Linked DNA regions of Homo sapiens: region 2 is linked to region 1. A link is a loop called in an ENCODE intact Hi-C map of the cell type or tissue named here. Cell type or tissue: ascending aorta. All regions are shown on one strand. Links, peaks and the distances in the headings refer to the core of each region. The heading gives the core; the rest is flanking DNA. Region 1 overlaps SATB2 (SATB homeobox 2). Region 2 has its middle 500 kb from the start of LINC01923.

The links. Hi-C counts contacts between places; a loop is a spot of excess contacts. Peaks named below come from ENCODE experiments on the same cell type or tissue, not always from the same donor. Only the 100,000 strongest peaks of a DNase experiment are listed, where the experiment ranks them.
Region 2: it touches region 1 in a loop (2.4-fold over the local background); 1 of 110 quality-filtered maps calls a loop at or near these places.

The regions. Positions count from the first base shown.
Region 1 is chr2:199,297,819-199,308,139 of GRCh38, reverse strand. The region is part of intron 10 of SATB2 (SATB homeobox 2); the gene reads left to right. Among named protein-coding and RNA genes, the nearest start is that of SATB2, 150 kb to the left of the region's middle. In ascending aorta, for the core only: no CTCF peak of the experiment used is centred there; a DNase peak (open chromatin) is centred at 4,059; H3K4me3 peaks cover 540 bases; H3K27ac peaks cover 2,500 bases.
Region 2 is chr2:198,870,883-198,881,203 of GRCh38, reverse strand. No RefSeq gene overlaps it. Among named protein-coding and RNA genes, the nearest start is that of LINC01923, 500 kb to the right of the region's middle. In ascending aorta, for the core only: no CTCF peak of the experiment used is centred there; no DNase peak of the experiment used is centred there; H3K27ac peaks cover 2,500 bases.

The DNA.
Region 1 (10,321 bases), core at 2,956-5,455:
TTTGCCATAGTAATTGAGTTTAACTACTGACACTTTCCATAGTCTAAAATTAATTGCTTTTAAGAAGAAATATTAGTTGAGGTTTCCAACGTTAGACCCCCTAGAGTTTGGCCCACAAATTGTTTTGGTAGGTTATAAGATGGGCCTGCTGCCCAATACTCTCAATTTCAGCTGCCACCAAAGAGGACCCTTTGGCCTGTCTCTGAATCTCCTGGAGTAAGAAAAAGAAAGTTGAGGCAGGAGTGCATATGTGCACATGTGTGTGCAGAATGGAAGAGGAGAATATAAAGGGAGAGTGAGGCACAGTTTCTTGATAAAAATAGAGAGGAGTGGTGAGGGATGCAGTGAAACACCCCAACCTGAGGTTTCTGTCTCCTTTCCCTTCCCTCCCCCCTCACATGTTTGGGAGAGAAGCCAGAAGTTAACACATCTTTATGTCACTTTTCATCTAAATATCATTATCTCTGCCAGTGCTTTTGTGCTATGCTTTTGTGTTATCATTGGTCAGTTTCCAGGGCCAAAGTCGCAGAGTGAATTGCCCAAACTTAATAGTTTGGCAATTAGGCTTATGAATTTGTAGAGGCAGTCTCTTGCAATATCCACAGTGATCCCAGAGTTGGGGATGGGGGTGATGAGGGTACACAGCACATACTCACCCTTCAGGACCCATCCTCCCCTTTCCCTTCTTGGTGCTTTTCTGACCGAAGTCTCATCCACCACCAGGGCACCTTCTTTTAGATAATTAAACCCGTGTACTCAGCCACACAGAGCAGTGGCTTTCAGACTTGGAGATTTAATTGAAATTAAAATTAAAGAGGGGCCCAATGTAGGCTTTCCAACCTTTTATTTTAGAAAATAAATTTATTTGAAAAGTTTTAGGGAAGCTCCTATTTATTGTCAATATCATTTCATAACATACTCTTTGATATCAGACAGATTAATGAAATGGATAGCCTCAGACAAAAGATCATGTAAATGCTACAGTTCAGCCATATGAAAATCTATCACTCCCCCGGCATCTCCACTGCTTTTTTTTTTCTCATTTTGATGTGAACTGGATTAGACTTCTATCTTGAACCAACACAAGGCCAAGGACTTGCTTCAGGGAACCACTGACTTTTCATGGAATTTTTATTCAGGGCCTATCTTAGTTCAGTACAAATGAAGTAGAAATAAAACAGCAAGGAAAAAGCAATTTATTCCACATATTAATCACAGCTTATTTTAATCATAAGATGGTGATAAAGTTGGAAACTTAGAGAAATTTGAGATAAATGTAATAAAATGCATTGTTTGTTATAATTGAGGGCCTCCCTTCATCTGGATGGCAGCTCTTATACCATGCCTGTCTGTTTTTTGTCCATTAATTATCATCTCGTTGGGCCCTGTATTTAGGTAGCTAAAAATATATTCAACATAATATTTTGTCTTATAGTTGGCCAGTTTGAGTACAGTAAATCTTAGAAGCAGACAGCCAATTGATTTATGAGTTTTATTATCTTTTCTATTAGTATGTCAGAACTAGAGTATGCTGACAATATTTAATGGCTAAGCATGAATCTGTAATTTTTCTTTTCAGTTTTAAGCATCTTGTGGCTATCAACATTAACTTCTGATATCACTAAGAGAAATGCACTTATTTTATAAAAGTTTATTTCCATCACTCAGACCTTAGCTAAAGAGTTTACAAATTAGGTAATTTTCTCTAAAGTGAATTTGCCTCAGCTGTTGACCTTGAGCCCATAACTACTGTGAAACTCATCAGCACGTCACATTTCTTTAACGTTATGCCTATATCTGAGTGACACTGCTTTGCAACGTTGAATTTATGTCTGTCAGCAAAATACAAAGCTGTGGATTGTTTATTACAGTCATAATATGAAAAGTGAAGAAAAATAACTGACACTAGACAGCAGAACTCCTGAGACTAAATTTGGCACAGCCTCTGTGACTTGGGGAGGGCTGTATTTAAAAACATACCAAGCTACTATAAAAAGGTCTGTAATTGTCCAAAAGCCAAGGACTCGGGGTTGGAATTCACTTGGGCCTTTCATATCAACTAAATTTTTAGCAAGATACAGTTAATTACCTGTTTTAGAAATCTTAAAAATTCATATGTAGGGTAATATTAGTTTGGTGATGTTACATTTTTGTCTAATTAGATAGGAAATGTGCCATTATTAAATTGTTAACTATGGGTAAAATCAGTGATTATTAAGAGCTTATATATGCAGCATATTAAAAAACACGTAAGTCCTCTTCACTTGTGGTCATGGAAGCATGCCATTTAAATTTCTTTAGGTAATTAGGGTACACTATTTCCAAATTTTTCATATATGGTAAAGATATGAGGCAGTGATTTCTGTGCATAATTACCCACCAGATTAATCTGTTGTATTAGGGTACATAGATGTACTGGAATAAAAAGAGGGAGCTTTGCATCACTCCTTCTCCATTTGGTGCTTTCTGTGATATTGAGAAGTCCCTTGGAGTCACAGCCTCTCTTCTTAAGAAGAGAGGAACTTTTTCTTGCTGTTTGTGTGCAAATGGAGTTGACAAATGGATAGTTTTTTATTGTCTGCAGATGTGTTTCTGTTAAGCCCACAAAAGGTTTAGACATTTTAAGCCCTTGTTTTTTAACTTTTAAGTTCAGGGGTACATGTACAGGTTCATTACATAGGTAAACTTGTATCATGGGGGCCTGTTGTACAGATATTTCATCACCCAGGCATTAAGCCTAGTACCCATTAGTTATTTTTTCGGACCCTCCCCCTCCTCCCACCTTTTACCCCCCTATCGGCCCCTCAAGTCCACATTTAAAAATTAGAAGATATCACATAAAATCTAGAAAGTCAGAAGATGTGATCCAAGCTCAGAGTTTTATGTGGCTGGAGCCAATGTCCTTTCTGCAGGGCACACACTTACTGTCCTGCTGCCCTGGTCCCTGTCTCCCCTCCTCTGAGTGTACATGCATATATAGCTGTCATGTGATTTCTTGAGGCATCTCTCCTGTCAGGTCACCTGACCACCTCATCAAAGCCACAAGTGCCTTTGCCCCATGGCTCCAATTTCTTTGATGGTAGCTATTACATGCCATTTATTTTTATATTAATTTATTATAATTTTATAATCCCAACAAAATTTTTTGCATGCTTAAGTGCATGTTTGATGGCATTTCTCTTCAGAGATGAAGCAAGATTATAGCTGAGACCACGCTGGGCCTGAACCATTGAGGGACATTGTCAGCCCCAGAGACTCACCAGCCCTGGGAGAATGAGACGGTTCTTCCTTGGGAATTTGGATTTCTCCAGGTGTTGTGTAGCTTTGATGTCATATTGAATTATCTGGTTTATCCAGGTTTCTCTTTAGTATTCTCAGTCTCTTCAGAAACCCCGATTTAAGCTCCTGCTTTTGGAAGCTAGTTCTTCAGGATCTGAACACACTTCGTAAGCTAGATCCTGTCACATCATGAATCCACAGTTGGACCAGCATTGCCCCAGGGTGGTGAGAATTGGTTCCTGGGGAGCATAAATATCTTAGATTCACAGTGGTTTGTGGCCCTCCAAGGGAACTTGGTACATAAAGAGATAATATCTCTCTGGTATTAAAATTTCATAAAGAGGGGCCATGATTAGACAAAAATGCCCCAAAAACCTTCTGAGGGGATCAGTAGTGAAACACAAGTTGAGAAATACTAATCTACATAATGTTTCTAGTCTGTGTGTAGATAGCACAGAGGAGAGACCTTGTAAGGCAAACCAAACCAAAGCATTTCATGAAAAAGAGGAAATAAATTCCATTTTTCACCCCGAAAGGTTGGAAACAAAAGTATTTCCTGTGGTTGTAGTGATTTTTCTCCCAATAGTTATTATAACCCAAGGCCCTGTGCTGAATAGATATTCTCAGCTTAGAATAAAACACTGGTTAGGTTAGGTTCATTACTACCAACTCCGTTTTACAATTGGAAAAACTGGAAGAGAGACGTCAAGCCTTGCCTGAAGCCAGGGTTGCCAGCGGAATGAAAACACAGGCGATTTTGGCATCCAGTCTTTCCTCTGACCACACTTCCCTCATGCAGGAGAGAAGAAAGGACATTGCTCATGCTATGACTAGGTCATTGAGTGAGGGTGATTAGGGAGCACTTGCCAAATTGTTCCTCTCTGTGTCATTTGTGCTTTATTGTATTTCCACCACACTGTTTCCATGGGTTATTTTGTAAGTTCAGGAATTCTGAGCTTGCTGCTGTGTGGTTTCCTGACAAGTACTTGTTTTAAAATTCCATGCCGTACATTGAATAAGAATGTGAGACTCGGTTAGTGACAGTCAGACACCAGCATTGTCCCTTGACTTGTCTGGGTTGCTTCTCAGGCGATTTTCAACATTTTCTAAGCCACAGACTCCCTGTCATTGGTAGCAACCAATGATTCTCAACCAGGGGAGATTTTGCTTCCATGGGATATTTTGGCAATATCTGGAGTCATTTTTGGTTATTATAATTTGGGGGTGCTACTGGCATCTAGTGGATAGAGGTCAGAGATGCTGCCAAATATCCCACCATGCACAGGGCAACCCCCCAAAACAAAGACTTATGTGATCTACAATGCCAAGAATGAAAGCTTGTGCCAGTAATTGCCTAACAGTGAAAGATAAAAAATCATTAGTATCTCTGAGACTGATTCTGAGTTTTGTCTGTTAAAAAACCCAGTAATAATAATGGTGACACTGCTGCTGCTTCTCCTTCATCTTCCTTCTTCCTCCGCCCCTGCCTCCTCCTTTTCCTTCTTCTCTGGCAGTAAGTAGCCTTTTTGAGAGCCAGGCTTTCAAAATGTGAGATTTTCACATGTCTTATCTTCTTCAGTTATTGTGAACAACCAAAGGGGTGGTTGGTTTTTATCTATTAATACTTTCACAGATGAGAAATTGAAGCTTAAAGAAGTTAAAGTAACTCGCTCAAAGTGAGAACTTAAATTCACATCTGTCTACCTTCAGAGTCTGACTTTTATCATGTGCTGGAAAGCACTGCTAACGTGCGACAGCCAGCATTCCCTGAATACTTACTATTAGCTGTCTGCTGTGATGCAGAGCTGTTTATGAGATCTTCATTTTTAACCATTCACTGAGCAGATCTAGTTCTGGGAGTTTTCTTATTTACAGAACACCTAATGCACTGAAACCCACAAATCATTGGTGTGATGTCAAAGAACTGATGTGACTGAAATTTTTACTTTTCATAGCTGCTTTGGCATTTTTGAGGTGGCTTCAGAATGTGCCTCTTATCGCTAATGTTCAAGTGCACTTCAGATTTACCTCTCAGCCCTGGGAATCTGACCCTGATTTTCTACTCCAGCTGCACAGACTGTATCTTGATTTGTGAACTTGCTTCCTGAAGGACATCTTCCAGGGAAACAAATAAACTAATTAATCCATTAAGAATGTTTACAAATTCTCTTACCGGGTTACTAGAATTTTTCTTTCACCTTGGATTCATTCCAAGCTCCTATTCAAAGCCTACTGTGTGAATGTGGCTCCAGAGTTTTGAATCCCCACTCTAGTCCTGAGGAGAGATGCAAATGAACACTTGCATTTGTAATAAAATATTGTAGCAGTTGGGTAGAAGTAGGTCCTCACTTGGGAAGATGTTGGGAGTTCCTGACTGTCAGTGAGGCTGCACTAGCATTTTTCATGTTGATATTATGTTGTTCTGTATGTATTTATTCAACTTGAAGAGCATCCTTGGTTTATTATATTACTAGGTTTTCAACATGTCAAAAATTTTAAATTTGTCATTCAGGAATATAAAGAGATTTGAAAGTCATTTGTTATCAATTCTTTTTACTCTAAGAGACAGTTATTTTCATCTTGGGTTTATCTTCCAAAGTGTACTGAACAGGTTTCCTTTAGTGATAATCACAAAGCTGAAGAAGTTCATTACAGTCAGTAGATTAGACATTAGCTATGGCTTTGTTTTACCTAGAGATTTTTAAAAACTCTAAGACACTGTACAATTTAAAAAGTAGGCAGGCAAAGTAGGCCAAAGAAATGTGCAGTTTCTTAAAGTTGTTAAATTATTTTCTTTTACAAGACAAATTCCAGCTTAATAATTGGAGATGTATTAAAAGAAATTGAGGATGCTAGAACTTCATGAAAATCCAGGTGTAGGACTCTTGAGTATGGTTAGGTTTCTCTGAATCTGGAACTGGGAATTCAGCAGCTGCCATTTATGGATTCACCTTCTCCTTTGCCATCCTGAACATAGTATTACCTCTTTCTCATGTCAACTTCTTTCCACTACAAGCTTTACTTCCAAGCATCATCTGATTTACCATCTTCTGTGTATCTCTGTCTACCTTGTAACTTCTGCATACTACTCATAGTGTCTCTGCATTATAATTCTGCCTCCTCCACACCTTGGCCTGCCCACGGTTCGTGCTCTACCTCATGACTTTTTACCATGCCTTTGTCAAACTCACTTTCTCTTGCATACTCCATATTTACTACTTTAAGTTCATCTAAGAGGGAAATTGACTGGTTAACCTTATCCTCCTGAAGGCTGACTTTCTTGGCATTCAATTTCCAATCAGTCATCTGAATGCCTAATTTGGAAGGCATTGCATTTTGAAGAAAGAGCTTTGTTGGGCAAAATATTAGAATAACCTCAAGAAGATTGGGAAATAGAAAGCCACCTGGCCATAGATCACTTGTAGGTAACCTGTGAATGAGCTGTCTTTGGGCTGGAAAGTTAGGGCCTTTTAGTGGAACATGGCTTCTAGTACCCTGCAGTTACCAGGGTAGAAGAATACAGGTATGATTAACAAGTCTAGAACAAACCTTTCATTATCAAGAGAGATTCATATGACTTCTTTTTTAATGTAAAGTGCTGTGGGCATGCAAGTAGTAGGAAACCAATGCCTAAGGGAGATTTTCAGTTCCATGTGTGTCCAGAGTATTCTACCTTTTTATTCTATTGCAGCTTTTCTAACATTTATCATGTAGTCACATATGTTTAGTGACTTTCCTGTAGAAGCTGATAAATATTAAACATAAATTTTTATAGTATTCTCTTCTGGTTCTGCTAATGTATTTTTTTAAAGTCAGTTCAACATTTTACTAGGCTTATCATTTTAATTACTGAAGTTAGCTTTTCATTCATCATGGGGTGGTTCTAATATTTTTGCCAAGCAGAACTCCTCCTATGAGTGACTGGACCTCCATAACACACCGCCTTCCAAATTCAACATTCAGGGTTAGTTGCTGGTTGGAAGTGAAATGTCAAACAGCTGGGTTCCACTTCGCTCAGTCTTTTCCTGCCTTCTGGGAACATAGAGAACCCTGGTTTCTTGAGTAGCTTGTTCTTCCATTATTGCTATGTTTCTTTAAATAATAGTCTAATTTTTATATTCTGCATTTTTGAAGGGCAATGAAATTCCTGCACCTTACTCTCTTGGTTTTTAGATCCTAAAATTGAGTAGAAGGCACTTTGTCCAATGCTCCCTATAGGTAAATGGAATCACAGTCAGTTGTGTCATTTATATCGGTACAAAAAGTCTTCATGGATACAAGCCCGGTGCTCAGAAACCACTAAAATTGCTAATATATATTGTCTTTCTATTTTAATAGAATATTGAGATTTTTAAAGTTTTTTAAAAGTTTTGGGATAGCAAAGTACTCCTTAGACATGTTTTCATAGTTTTTTCCTTCTGGTGAGAGTAAATGAAGCCAGGTATAATATTAAACCTTTAGTGCCTTGACTTTTTTTTTTTTTTTGACATTTTGGTAGGAAAATAAAACTAAACAGAATGCTTTTGAACATAAAGCTTCATTGGCTTTCTTTTTTAATATTGCTTTGGAATTTGTTAGGTGCTGGTTTTGCTGTTGTCCTATTGGTCAACTCAATGTTGCTATTTATCCCCTTCTCCTTCCCCTTCCGCTTCCTTCCTTCTCCCTCCCTCCCTGCCTCCCTCCCTCCTTCCCTCTCTCCTTTTACTTACTTAAAAATAAAATATGAAACACTCTTTACACCTAAAAGAAGGCAGTGACTAGTACATTTTGTGAAAGGGCAAACTGATTAAATTGAGCAGCATAGAGCAATGAGAAAGACAGAGGCAAAATAAATAGAGACTACGGTAGAAAGTGCATTAAAATGCATCCTTCTTTCCCTTCCCACCCACAAAAAACAACAACAATAAATCTAAACTAAAATTGAGGTACTTGTAGATATTGATGTGTCATTGTTCTAGTCAAGTGCCTTGTCACATTTCATCTGTGAGAGGGCAAACCACATTCCTTTATACTTGTATAGATAGCTAGCAAAGTCTGGCTTTTGGAAAAAAATGATTAAATTTCATCGATAAGCCTGCTGTTAGGCTTCAAGTTATAGACCTGATTGAGAAGATGGGCCATTTTTATTCTCGCGTTTTTACTTATTCATTCAACAAATATTTGTGGAGTTTCTTGAATATGCCAAGTGTTATTCCAGGCACCACATATATAACAGTGAAAAAAAACAAAATTTCACATGTACATTGAGCAGTTTTCTCCTTTATTCAGAATGTATTTTTAAATAGACCTCCATTTTCCCTCTGGCTACCTTGCATTATTCTAAAATTCAGACTGTAAATTAGTGGAATCCATAGGTTCTATTTCTTCCTCTGTTCCTGACCCTGGGTGACATCTTTCTGCTTCTGTTTTTCTAGCTGTTTCTAGAATGGACAGGTAATATCTCTGAAACACGTTAAGCCTCTCAGTGATGAGATTACCTTAAAAGAACAAAGTGTGGCTATTTGAAGGTATCAAACCAAACAGACCTTCTGAATCTATTCTATAGAGTCTAAAGTGATTTACATAGCTCTACAAAGAATGGCATCTGTTGATTAATGATCAAGTGGCATTTTAAAAAATAGTTTTGATGGAAAACAGATAGATAATAAGTGTGTCCACTCCAACCCTAATTTCTCCCTGACCACACAGATAAACACTTCTCTTTTTATGTCCTGCTCATATTTATTCTCTCCAGCCAGAATGACTTCTCCAAGTTAGCAACCTTATTTACTTGGTACTGAGGTATGGGCTAATTCATCGTTAGTACATGAACCAAACCACCTGGCTCATTTGGTGTGCCTTTAATAAAGCTGTGGTCCTTGGAAGGTTAGGTGTGTGAACTAGTCCCTCTTAATAATGAGCTCTTATGGCAGAAAGTCACATGCTGTTCTAGGAAGATGGGAGCCTTCTTCACATTTTCTGTTTCAATTTTCTACCAGAGTGCTTCTCATTGATAATTGTTGATTTCAAAGATAGTCATCGTCATTGCAGAAGAAACAGAAAAGAACATCTGCAGAAAAGGGCTTCCCCACCTGGGTAGATGAAATTCTCATTATTTCACTCTGTTTGGTCAGTGCACTTGTTTCACATACTTTGATTTGGGCCCAATCACTCACACAAGGTCATAAATCTAGGAGGTAATTAACAGTTGAAATAGGGGATGAAGGTAGCTTAAGAAGCTCAATCCCAGTTGCGTTTCTGAGAATACAAGCCTACCTGCTGGGGATCTGGACTTAACAAACTCGATCTACAAATACATACTAATACAGTCATTGTTAAAGCATTTTGGACTGTCTTACTTAAAAAATATTTCAGTACAATGTAAAACGTCCAAATGGAAATATAATTTATTTTAACCTCCATTTCTTCTTTTTTAAAAAATACTTAAGTAGTATAAGTTGTCAAAGAGCTTATACAAGTAGACTGAAACATTATCTCTGCTGGAAGCATGGCGAGGTGTTTGGATAGAGAGGAAAGGCCACTGGACCTTCAGAAGATCTGGGTTTGAATTCTAGGACCATCACTGGAATTGGAGCTCTGACGTTGTAGAGGCTGCTTAAAATTTCTGAAACTAGTTTGCGAGAATAATCCCAAATTGATGGGGTTATTTGAAGTTTATATGAGATGGTGATTGCATAGAAGGCACCTGAGAAATGTTAGTAGCTTCTGAGCGTTATTAGTATTAATCTTAAGGATAAAGGGGATAATTCTTACTGAAAAGAGCACAGAATTGAATCAAGGATGGTGTCAGCATAGAATTTTATATTCAGCAAGATAACGGGAGCATGCCTGGCCTCTATTGTTTGCATGTAGTACAGTTGTTTTAAGACAGATTTAGAGACTCAGCTGTCTGGTTTCATATGGCCTTCCTACATTTTAAGCTTTTTTTAAAAGTTATTATAACTTATTTAAAAGATAAGTGAGAACTTTTCTTCTCAGCTGTGAATGAAATCCTTCTGTAGAGCATAATAAAATGCCATTGGGTATGACAAAAGTTGGTTAG
Region 2 (10,321 bases), core at 5,071-7,570, 430 kb after region 1:
TCTGTAAAGTCAACTAATTTTTCATAGTCAAGTGACAGTTCCTTTTAACTGTGACTCATTCCTTTTAAACACACAAATAAGTTTGAAAATTTGTTCATAATGAGTTTCTAATGAAAAGACACAATTGTACAATTTGATTATTATATAAACATACTAAAATATATACATAAAACAAAATATTTCATAAGGTACTAAGTTAACTATTATATATACATCAGATGTGAAGATGTTATCACATAATTTTTTAGTAGTTTTTGGTTGGTTGGTTGTTTTATAGCACTTGGAAGAATTTATTATTTCCTTTCTTTAAAATATTAAACTTTTTTTCGAAGTGGCTTTTGCCTTTATTAGGGTTTTATGCATTTTACTGAGGGTTGTGTTTTCTTTTTAAAATTAATTCACTATTATTTTCCCCTTCCTGCTCCAGTTAACTGAGTCATTTGTAATTTTGTCAGATTTATTTATCTATCCAAGGCACCAAATTTATCCTTAAGTCATTCCTTTAAACAGCAAAAGAGACCAAAAAAGAAAACATTAAAGGACTCAAGTGCTCTTACAAAGAAACTGCCAGTTTGGTCAACAAAATTTAAACTTCCAGTAAAAACAAAAAACTCTCTGAGGTGTAGACCCCAATGGCTAAGAAAAACCACAAGTTCAACTTGACCTCACCAAAAGCATTTATACTTTTAGCCAAACTTATTAAAAACAAAATTCATTTGAAAGGGAGAAAAACATGCTACTGGGTTTCATAACATCAAGATGACAGGCTACCAAGGGATTTTATTTTTAATACTATTGCCTACTAAACACTTCTCAAAATCTGTTTTTCTTTCAAGTTCTTTTGTTTCCCACTTTTCAGCTACTCCTAGAATAGGCTGTCTACCCTTGTGACTAGAAAACAAAACATCAGTTCTGATAACATTCCATTTTCAGGAAGTATTTCTTTTTTTATTCATATTAGAAAGTAAAGATTTTCCCATCTAGTCCTAGGATGGCTGATAAACCAACATTAGAGCGAATGCTTTGAAAAGACAATAGCTGACCAATGCTCTCACCTTAGGAAAGTCTAAAATGGTTCAAAGGCAGAGTCTAAACTTAAGATGGTATGCTTCTTTCTGAAACCTGGCTTTTCTTTTGTGTTATGTGGGGAGAAATGTTATTTTAAAGTTGTTTGCATTTAATAGGCTATGGCTGGCAGCTGGAGGAAGCAAAGTCACTCATGGCCAAAAGGAAAAGGATTTGGCAGGACTTGTGAAGTTCACAGTCAGTACTGAGGGTCCTGAAATAGAATTTTCTACAAGAAAAGCTGTGACCATCACCACTCCAGTGGCACTGCAAATTAGGTGGAGATGTACCCAATTCTAACATTCTCTTTTCTGACCTACACTTTCTAATCAGTAGCCAGTATTGAGATGACACTCTCAAATGAAGGGAAATGGGTGAAGGCTGGGCATTGGTGGCTTTTGGTGGCCATTCAGGAGATATCTGAGATGTTGAGATGTAATCTGAACAGTAAGTTTGAGGTGGGTTATGAAGAGCCTTTATTTATAGACTAAGATTTCACCTAATCACATAGAAGATTGGAAGACATGTTCATTTGTATGGCTCAGAATGAAAAGCCCTCTTCCACCTTCTTGGGAAACACAGCTAGAGAATGGTATATAAGATACTGGATGGCCTTCTCCTTATCTCTTACCATAGGATAACATTTCAGATCTTCTGTCTTAGCAACACAAGAACAACAGGAAGAATTAAGAAAACAATTCTGACCTATGTGCAGGGAGACCTAGAAAGGTGAGATGTTAACTTTTGGGAATAGCAAAGATGTCTTGAGCAGGAGGGCAGTTAAATGAAGAAATTACATAGGGATACAGAAGAACTTATTTACTTGTTGATTATTAAAAATAAATAAAATAATGTGATCTGCAAACCTTAATGGAGCAGCTACTATGTAAAGCTCTGAGGTATTTGCTGTTAAAGGTTTATGTTTAAATATTGCTGATGACAGTGAACCTACCATTTCTAAGACCTTGAAGATTATATTTCTTCTTAAAATGTCAAAAATATAATGTAATATCTGTACCTTAGGTTCTTCTATGATCAATGAGAAAGGAATTTTGTATTTTTATGAGGGGATATCACAGCTCAAGTCTTCTCTATTGAGATTTCTCTGAATATCTTAAAGAATAAATGTGGTGGATAATTTTAATGTGACCATGGTGGTTCTGAGAAACACTACATGATCTATGTATAAATCAGAACAATTCTTTTAATTGGCACAAAGTTTCACAGATAATTTTTATATGGTGCAGAAACCAAATTTGAGCTTGTAAACTATTACTATGTGCTAGAAAGATATATATATATATATATATATATATTTACATTTATTTGAAGGAAGCATATTAGTTAAACATTATTCAAAAATCCTCCCTGTATTTCCCTTCTCTTACTCACACTAAATTATCCTTACGTCTTATGGGGTAGTAGATGCTAAAAGAGGAAACTTCTATGGGTTTTATGGTGTAGCTCTCAGGTGTAAGTTATTTAAAAGGCAGTCTTGGTATAATCTTATATCATATTAATACCTGTTTAATTCTCTTCAGAGATGCAAAAATAAGTTGGGGGAAATCCATCTGAGAGTGAGCAGGAAAAATGGATATACTTGAATAAGGTTCCAGAATTTCAGCATACCTCTAAATGTGTCTATTGCCATAATTGTCAATACAAGTAATCTTTGATTGTACACCAGATCTATTTTTCATAAAATATTTGCAATTGATTATTTCTGAATGTTGAAAGATATAAATCTTCTGTAAAAATCAAGTTCTATGAATGCAAAGATATTTTCTCTTTTATTCTCTGATGTACTTCAAGTACCTAGAATAGTTTCTGACACGTATTAGATATTCAATAAATATTTGCAGAAGAACAGTATAAATAAACAAAAGGGCCGGGCGCGGTGGCTCACGCCTGTAATCCCAGCACTTTGGGAGGCCGAGGCGGGAGGATCACCAGGTCAGGATATCGAGACCATCCTGGCTAACATGGTGAAACACCGTCTCTACTAAAAATACAAAAAATTAGCCAGGCGTGGTGGCGGGCGCCTGTGGTCCCAGCTGCTCCCGGCATGAACCCGGGAGGCGGAGCTTGCAGTGAGCCGAGATGGCGCCACCGCACTCCAGCCTGGGCAACAGAGTGAGACTCTGTCTCAAAAATAAATAAATAAATAAATACAAAAATAAAAAATAAATAAATACATAAAATAAAGAAAAGGAGATTTAACTGGAGCAGAATCCCATAATAATTTTCTACAAATGAAATAATAATTTTTACTTTAAAAAACAAATCTAGATTTTCAGTAATCTGGTTTATTTAAAAGAAGTTACAACTGTAGTAAAGGATATTTGGTGTTTTGTCTCTGTTATTTTCTGATTTTGATAAAAATCTCCTCAAAATTAAGGAATAAAAGACAATTGGAAAAATAATGCTTTGTAAAGGTTGCATGCCAGTTCTTAAGCTCTTATCTCTTATCACCAATGCCCCACTTCTATACTCTGTTTTATGACTCTGGGGCTGGGACTCTGCCAACCACATTTCTGCCTGGGCAGCTGGTTCTCTGTTAGGCTCAGCCAATAGGGGATGCTAGAGGGAGGATGGGAGGCAATTACTTCCTGTTTATATTCCCATTCCTGTTAGTGCACATCACCGTCTTAGGAACTTCCTGTCTGTTCCCTGTTCTTGTGAGCATCTTCCTAGTAACACTTCTTCACCTTGACAGTGCCTTTCCATAGCAGCACATGAACGCAGTCTGCAGATTATCTAACACTAATAGAACCAGCCTTATCGGACACTCAGAGACACCAACACCAGCCAAGCGTTCCTGCTCAGAAGTTTGAATTTCATCTCCACAGGGCCACTACTCCAATCTAATACGTTTAACACAGCAGTTCTCCCTTATCCATGGTTTCACTTTCTAAACCTTCAGTTACCTCTGGTCAACAGCAGTATGAAAATATTAAATGGAAAATTTCAGAAATAAACAATTTGGAAGTTTTAAATTGCACACCACTCTGAGTAGTGTTTAGAAATTTAACAGGTGAATCAGCTCTTTGTCCAGCACATGCATGCTCTCTATACTCGCCGCTCATCAGTCACTTAGGAGCCTTCTCCGTCATCAGATGGACTGTGGTGGTATCATAGTATTGTGTTCAAGTGACCCTTATTTTAGTTAATAATGGCTTCAAAGTGCAAGAGGAGTGATGCTGACAATTCATATATGCCAAAGGGAAGCCGTAGAGTACTTTCTTTAAAGAAAAAAGTGAAATTTCTAGACTTAATAAAAAAAAGTTATATACTGAGGTTGCTAAGATCTATAGTGGAGTTAATCTTCTATCCATAAAATTGTGAAGAAGGAAAAAGAAATTTGTGCTAGTTTTTCTGTCACACCTCAGACTGCAAAAGTGATGGCCACAGTGTGTGATAAATGCTTAGTTAAGATGGGAAAGGTATTGCATTTTTGGGTGGAAGACATAACAGAAATGTGTTCCAGTTGATGGCAATAGGATTTGATATTATCCATGGTTTCAGGCATTCACTGGTGGTCTTGGAACTGATCCTTTGAGAATAAAGAGGTGAATACTGTTAATTCCAGCCTCTTGCCTTTATTACCTCACCGCGAGGTATGATAGCTTCTTTCTACAGTTGTTTCTACTATAACTTACTGTTCCCTTGTTACTCTTTCATTTATTTAGTGAACAACTTTATAACCAGTTAATAATTCTTTATATAAAATTCTGTCCAAATAACTAGTGTGATTTATGTCTCCTAATGAGGCCCTGACTTGCACAAATTGGTTTTTCTAAGTCTCTTTGATTTCTTTAGTTTGTACATGCTACTTGATTAAACGCCAACAAAAAGCCAATTTTTAAAACATCATAAGATTTGATGTCAGCAAAATTCAAAATAAATGGAATGTCCTGAATGCTTCTACCATCTTCCCTGGCTCTTTTTTTTTTTCTTGCCTCATCCTATCTCTTTCTTTCTTCCTCCTCCTTTTACGTTCTTCCCTCTGGGTGTTGTTTCCCTCAATCCTTCCTCTACTCACTTTGCAAATTTTATCTTACCCTATTGTCACCGACCCAGTACATTCCTCATCTTCTCTTCTATTCAAGATACCTTGAGCTCAGTTCTTTCACTCTAATTCATCAAACACAAGTTAGGTCCTTTATCCCACGGAGGACAGAGAGAAGCTGAAGTTCCTACACATTAGAACAAGAGTAATGGGAAATTAAATGTCTATCCGCAACAGTGGAGAGGCTTTAATTTTGTCAGGGTCCTTTGAGATATCTTTCAATGAAACCTTATCAGTGGCCATCTGGTTAGCTTACAACTAAGACCTAACCCCAGCTTATACCTAAGGAACTAATCTCTTCCTATTTTCCCTTACCTTTGGTGGCAGATAACAGAAGAAAGCAACATTCTATCCTGTCAGACAGCAGGAAGAAACTGTGGCTGGATGAGCCCCTAGCTAAGAAATACAAACTCATCCAGCTATTTCCTCAGCAAAACTGCCAGAATCATACTCTCATCTTAGTTTCTTGGTTCCCATCGAGCCTTCCTTATTGCTCCATGAGTGCCGGGGTTTCTATTCCTCACCAACACCCGCAAATGAGAATTTTCTTTCAGATCCCAACTCTTAAGGGTATTACTCTCAGCTAGCTTTCACATAAGAATAATTTGCTTTCCTAATCTGTTCTAAGGTGTTATCAGTTTTATATGTTAACTCTTCCAAGAATATTTGTATTTTAACAGAGTATGCCCAGAAACCTGCTGTCTTAACGCAAATCGTAAGAAATTGTAAGAGGTGAATTTTGGCCATGAAACAGGAGCTGATTTGGGATACTCTTTACAGAAGATATTTCTTCATTCTCAAATCAATCAACCTAAGAGGGAGGCCAGTCTAAACTGGACTTCTACTCCTGGAATGCAGCTTTATGGATTGGAAAGTTTAAACATCCTATAAATATATAAATAAAGACAAAATAATGTGCTTTTACATCTTACTAGAGATACATTTTAAAAGACAATAACAATATAAGAAAAATAGTCTGTAGCTTATTATGGTGGAGTGTAAATCAATGTAAGGTGAATTTATTTTTATTATGCTAATTGCCTAGAATTCATGGTCTCAGCCAAGAAACAGTCTGTTTTTCATTTGCTCACTGACACAATTTGACAAATAAAAGTTTGGTTGTGGATCAGAATGGAGCTAGAAATAAAACAGCAATGGCTATTATAAGATACTTTTGGGGGGATGTTTGCAATGACTATTACTTAATAGCATGTGCTATTTTTTAATTTTTAAGAAAAGCCTATTTCTGAACCAAAAAAATGGTTGTAAGCTTATTATTAAAATTGTCCTTACATACATTTCCTAATATAGTCATGCAGACTCATAAGTGTCTCACAGTTGTGTTTCACCACCAAGTATCAGAACTTTTTAAACTGCACTGTGGCTTCATTTCTGAGAAATGTTCTCTTTTTCTTGACGTTTATGGTATCAGGTAGACTAAAGTAGTTTTAGAGGACTGACACCTGAAGGTCATGAAAGGCAAAGACAAGAACTGACCTACTTAAAGCGGAGTTTTTACCACCAATTTCTCACTTTCATCTACTTGGCAGAATCCTTTGACTTCTAGAGTACAAATGTGGGAAAATTATCTATCTTAAAACTTCTTTGAGGTTTCATGGATGGTTTCGCCAAAATTTTACTTAGCATTCTAGGCACTCATTCTAAGATCTAGTGGGAGAAAAACAGTTCTCTCTCTTTCAGAATGTCTCCTGAAATCTGTGTAGCCTGTATAAAAGAAGACATAAAATGCAAGGTGTTGAAATGTAAGCACTATGGATAATAAATGAGGGCCGATGACAGCATAAGAAGACACACATTTTATGATGAGAAATCTCTGCTCTTCAGAGGAATGGTTTCTGTGTATGCATGCACATACACATACATTTGAAATTCCAGAAAGGAAGCCGAACATCTGGTCACTTCATTCTAGTATTTCTTAATTTATAAGGATATGAAAATTTGAACATCCCATATCAGAAAGTCGTCAATCTGTGATAAGTTTCTCATTCTCTTTGACTGAACAGTTTTCTTGTGAATATGACTTGGAACTATTATTATGGAAGTTTCATTTGTGACTCACTAGAAAAACATAGCTCTGAAGTGAATATGTAGTCCATTTATGACATTAAGCCTAGCATCCGGCTCACAAAATCTATTGCTGTCGTTGCCGCTTAATTCAAGATTCTGTGAACTATGTATGTTTCACATGGCCTACAAAGAAACTTCTCTGAAAGTAACAAATATAAAGTTTGAAGAGTTTTCAGGATCTTTGCTAACCTTTGTGGTTTCAATATGCCAACATATCTTCCTTAACTGTGGCCCACTCATTCTTTTTTGAATAGAGAGAAGTTAATATGCTAAACTGTGTGAGAAGTATGACATAAATGAAGACTCTCCCCTGTCATTGTACAAATATCTTAATTAGTTACTTGGCTGTGCATATTTTACTCATGTTCAGGCACTATATAGTGAGAAAAAAGTGTACTGAGAGTAAGGAAACTAATTCATAGATATTAACGAATACATTTCATATCCAAAATCTGTTTAATCAGCCACAATTGAAAATGATGGAACTGCTGACAAATCCATTCCCTTGCAGTTCTAAATATTAAAATCCGAAGCATTTAATTAAAGATAATAAATACGGAAAAAAATAGACAATATGGAAAGCATGTAGAAGCTATTGAAGGAAACACTTTAAATTCTACCATATATAAGAAAGCACAGTCAATATTTTATAAATGTTTTTCTACACTTCTCTTTATGATTGAACACCTAACTCTATATACATAGAGTACACTATCTGTATTAGTCCTTTCTCCCATTGCTAGAATGAAATACCTGAGACTAGGTGATTTATAAAGAAAAGAGATTTAATTGGCTAATTGTTCTTCATGTTGTAGAGGAGGCACAGTGGCTTGTGCTTCTGGGGAGGCCTCAGTGAGCTTCCAAGCATGGCAGAAGGTAAAGTGGTAGCAGGTGTCTTAGAAGGTAGGAGCAAGACTGAGAGAGAAAGGGGAATGTTCCACACACTTTTAAAGAACCAGATTTCATGAGAGCTCACTCACTATACAGTACCAAGTGAGGGCTGGTGCTAAACCATTCAAAAGAACTCCACCCCCATGATGCAGTCACCTCCCACCAGGCCCCACCTCCAACACTAGGGATTACAACTGAACATAAGATTTGACTGGGGACACAGATCCAAACCACATCACCATGTAATATATGTTGCTCTCAAATCTTCTTTTTTTATTGTATGTATTTAAGGTGTACAGCATGATATTTTGATATACATACAATGAAATTTCTCAAGCTTTCTTTTTCTATTTAAAATAAGTCAAAAAAGAACTTTCCATATTAGTGAATCTACATGTACAACATCTTTTTAAAAAAGATACAGATAATTCTAGTGTATGGATGTACAACAATTATTTAACATTTCCTCTTGTTAGATAATTAGATTCTTCTCAGTTTTCCTTCTCATAAACCCCATTGTGATGAATTTTTTTGTGCTCCTGCTTTTATACATATGTGCATGATTTATTGTTCCCTTGGAGTAAATAATCAAAAGAGAGATCACTGGGCCAAAGGATATGTATATTTCTAATATATATTGCCAAATTGCTCACCACAAGGTTTAGTAAATTCACTTTCCCACCAGCAAGGTAGGAGAGTGTGATTTTTTTTTTCAGCCTTACCAACAATCGGTATTTTACTGAGAATTGAGAACCTGCCATTTAAAAGGTGTTAATTCATTGTTTTTTACTTGCAGTTTCCCTATTATTAGTGAAGATGAACATCTTCTCATATGTTTTGATCTATCATTTTCCTCACTTCTTAATTGCCTGCTTATATGCTTAGCCCACGTTTTTTTTTTTTCTATTAGGATTTTGGTATTTATTCACACTGATTTACAAATCAGATATTAGTTTTTGGTAAATCTATTACAAATGTCTTCCCCAAGACTTTTATTTGTCTTTCAACATTGTTTATAGCGCGTTTGATGATAATGGAGTGATTTTCTTGAAGCACCTTCCTTGTGATCTATACTCCTTGGCAATACGGTGATGATACGTTGAACATCAAGGATTTAAGAATTTGGGAATTGAATTGAGTTCCTAGCCATCTGAGATGCACAAAGTCAGGAGAAAAAATTCTCCAGAAATAGGCATGGCTCACTTCCCATATTTGCCTAAAAAGTGTTCGCTGCTTGGTTTTTATCATCTATGATTTAGTTCTTATCCAAAAAGTTCAGATTGGATAGCATCCAATGCTTTAAAAAAATGGACACACATCCGAAGGGATAAGAGGTTAGTATATTTTTATTATTTATATTTGCAAGTAACTATCTGGTAAAAATTTTGGTCCATAGAAACAAATTATTTACTCCCTTAAACAATATAAAAAAGCTAGTCAAGCTTCTGTAAACGAGGTGTTAGAGATGCTTGTCACATTTTAAAATAATATAGTTTTTCAAAAGTTATTTCATTTAACATATACTTAAATACCTATGCTATAGGAGAGCAGCACAGTGTAGCAGAAATAGAATTGAACTGAGATCTTCCTCATCCTTCCAATTTTTTCCAATGACATGCTGTAATTTTGGAAAAGGGCCAGAATTTCTGTATTGGTCAATCTGTTTACTTTTAAAAATAATTCTTCTTTTTTTTTTTTTTTTTTTTTTTTACATTGAAGACCTTGCCATTTCATGCCATGCAGATTATTCTAAAGTCCTTTGGGGATTTCTAAGAGCCAAATAATCATAATAATATTTGATCAGGAAGGAAGATACCTTGTAAGCAGTTAGGTTTATGTAGATGGTTTTGTGGAAAGAGTATTTTCATCGTTCTCAATTCAGCTGCAACAGACTTAGGTTATTTCCCAGCCTTAAATACTTTCCTGCCTTCTCCTTTTTTTCAGCTGGTGAGCTCACCTTGTTCTTAAAATAAAAAGATCAAGGCTATCCCTCATTGTTTCTTATCTTCATCTCACCCTATTTTCTTCCACTTCTACAGACATCTCTCCAAATTTCCATCTCAGCAGACTCTCAGAAGTGCTAGCTTCACCCCGATCATTTGATTGATCATTTTGCTCCTTACTTGTTCCTTTCTTCTCCATTCCATTTCTTTCTCCTTTAGTTTTAATAATGTGCATCTCCTACTTTGACAAAGAGCTTTACTTGAC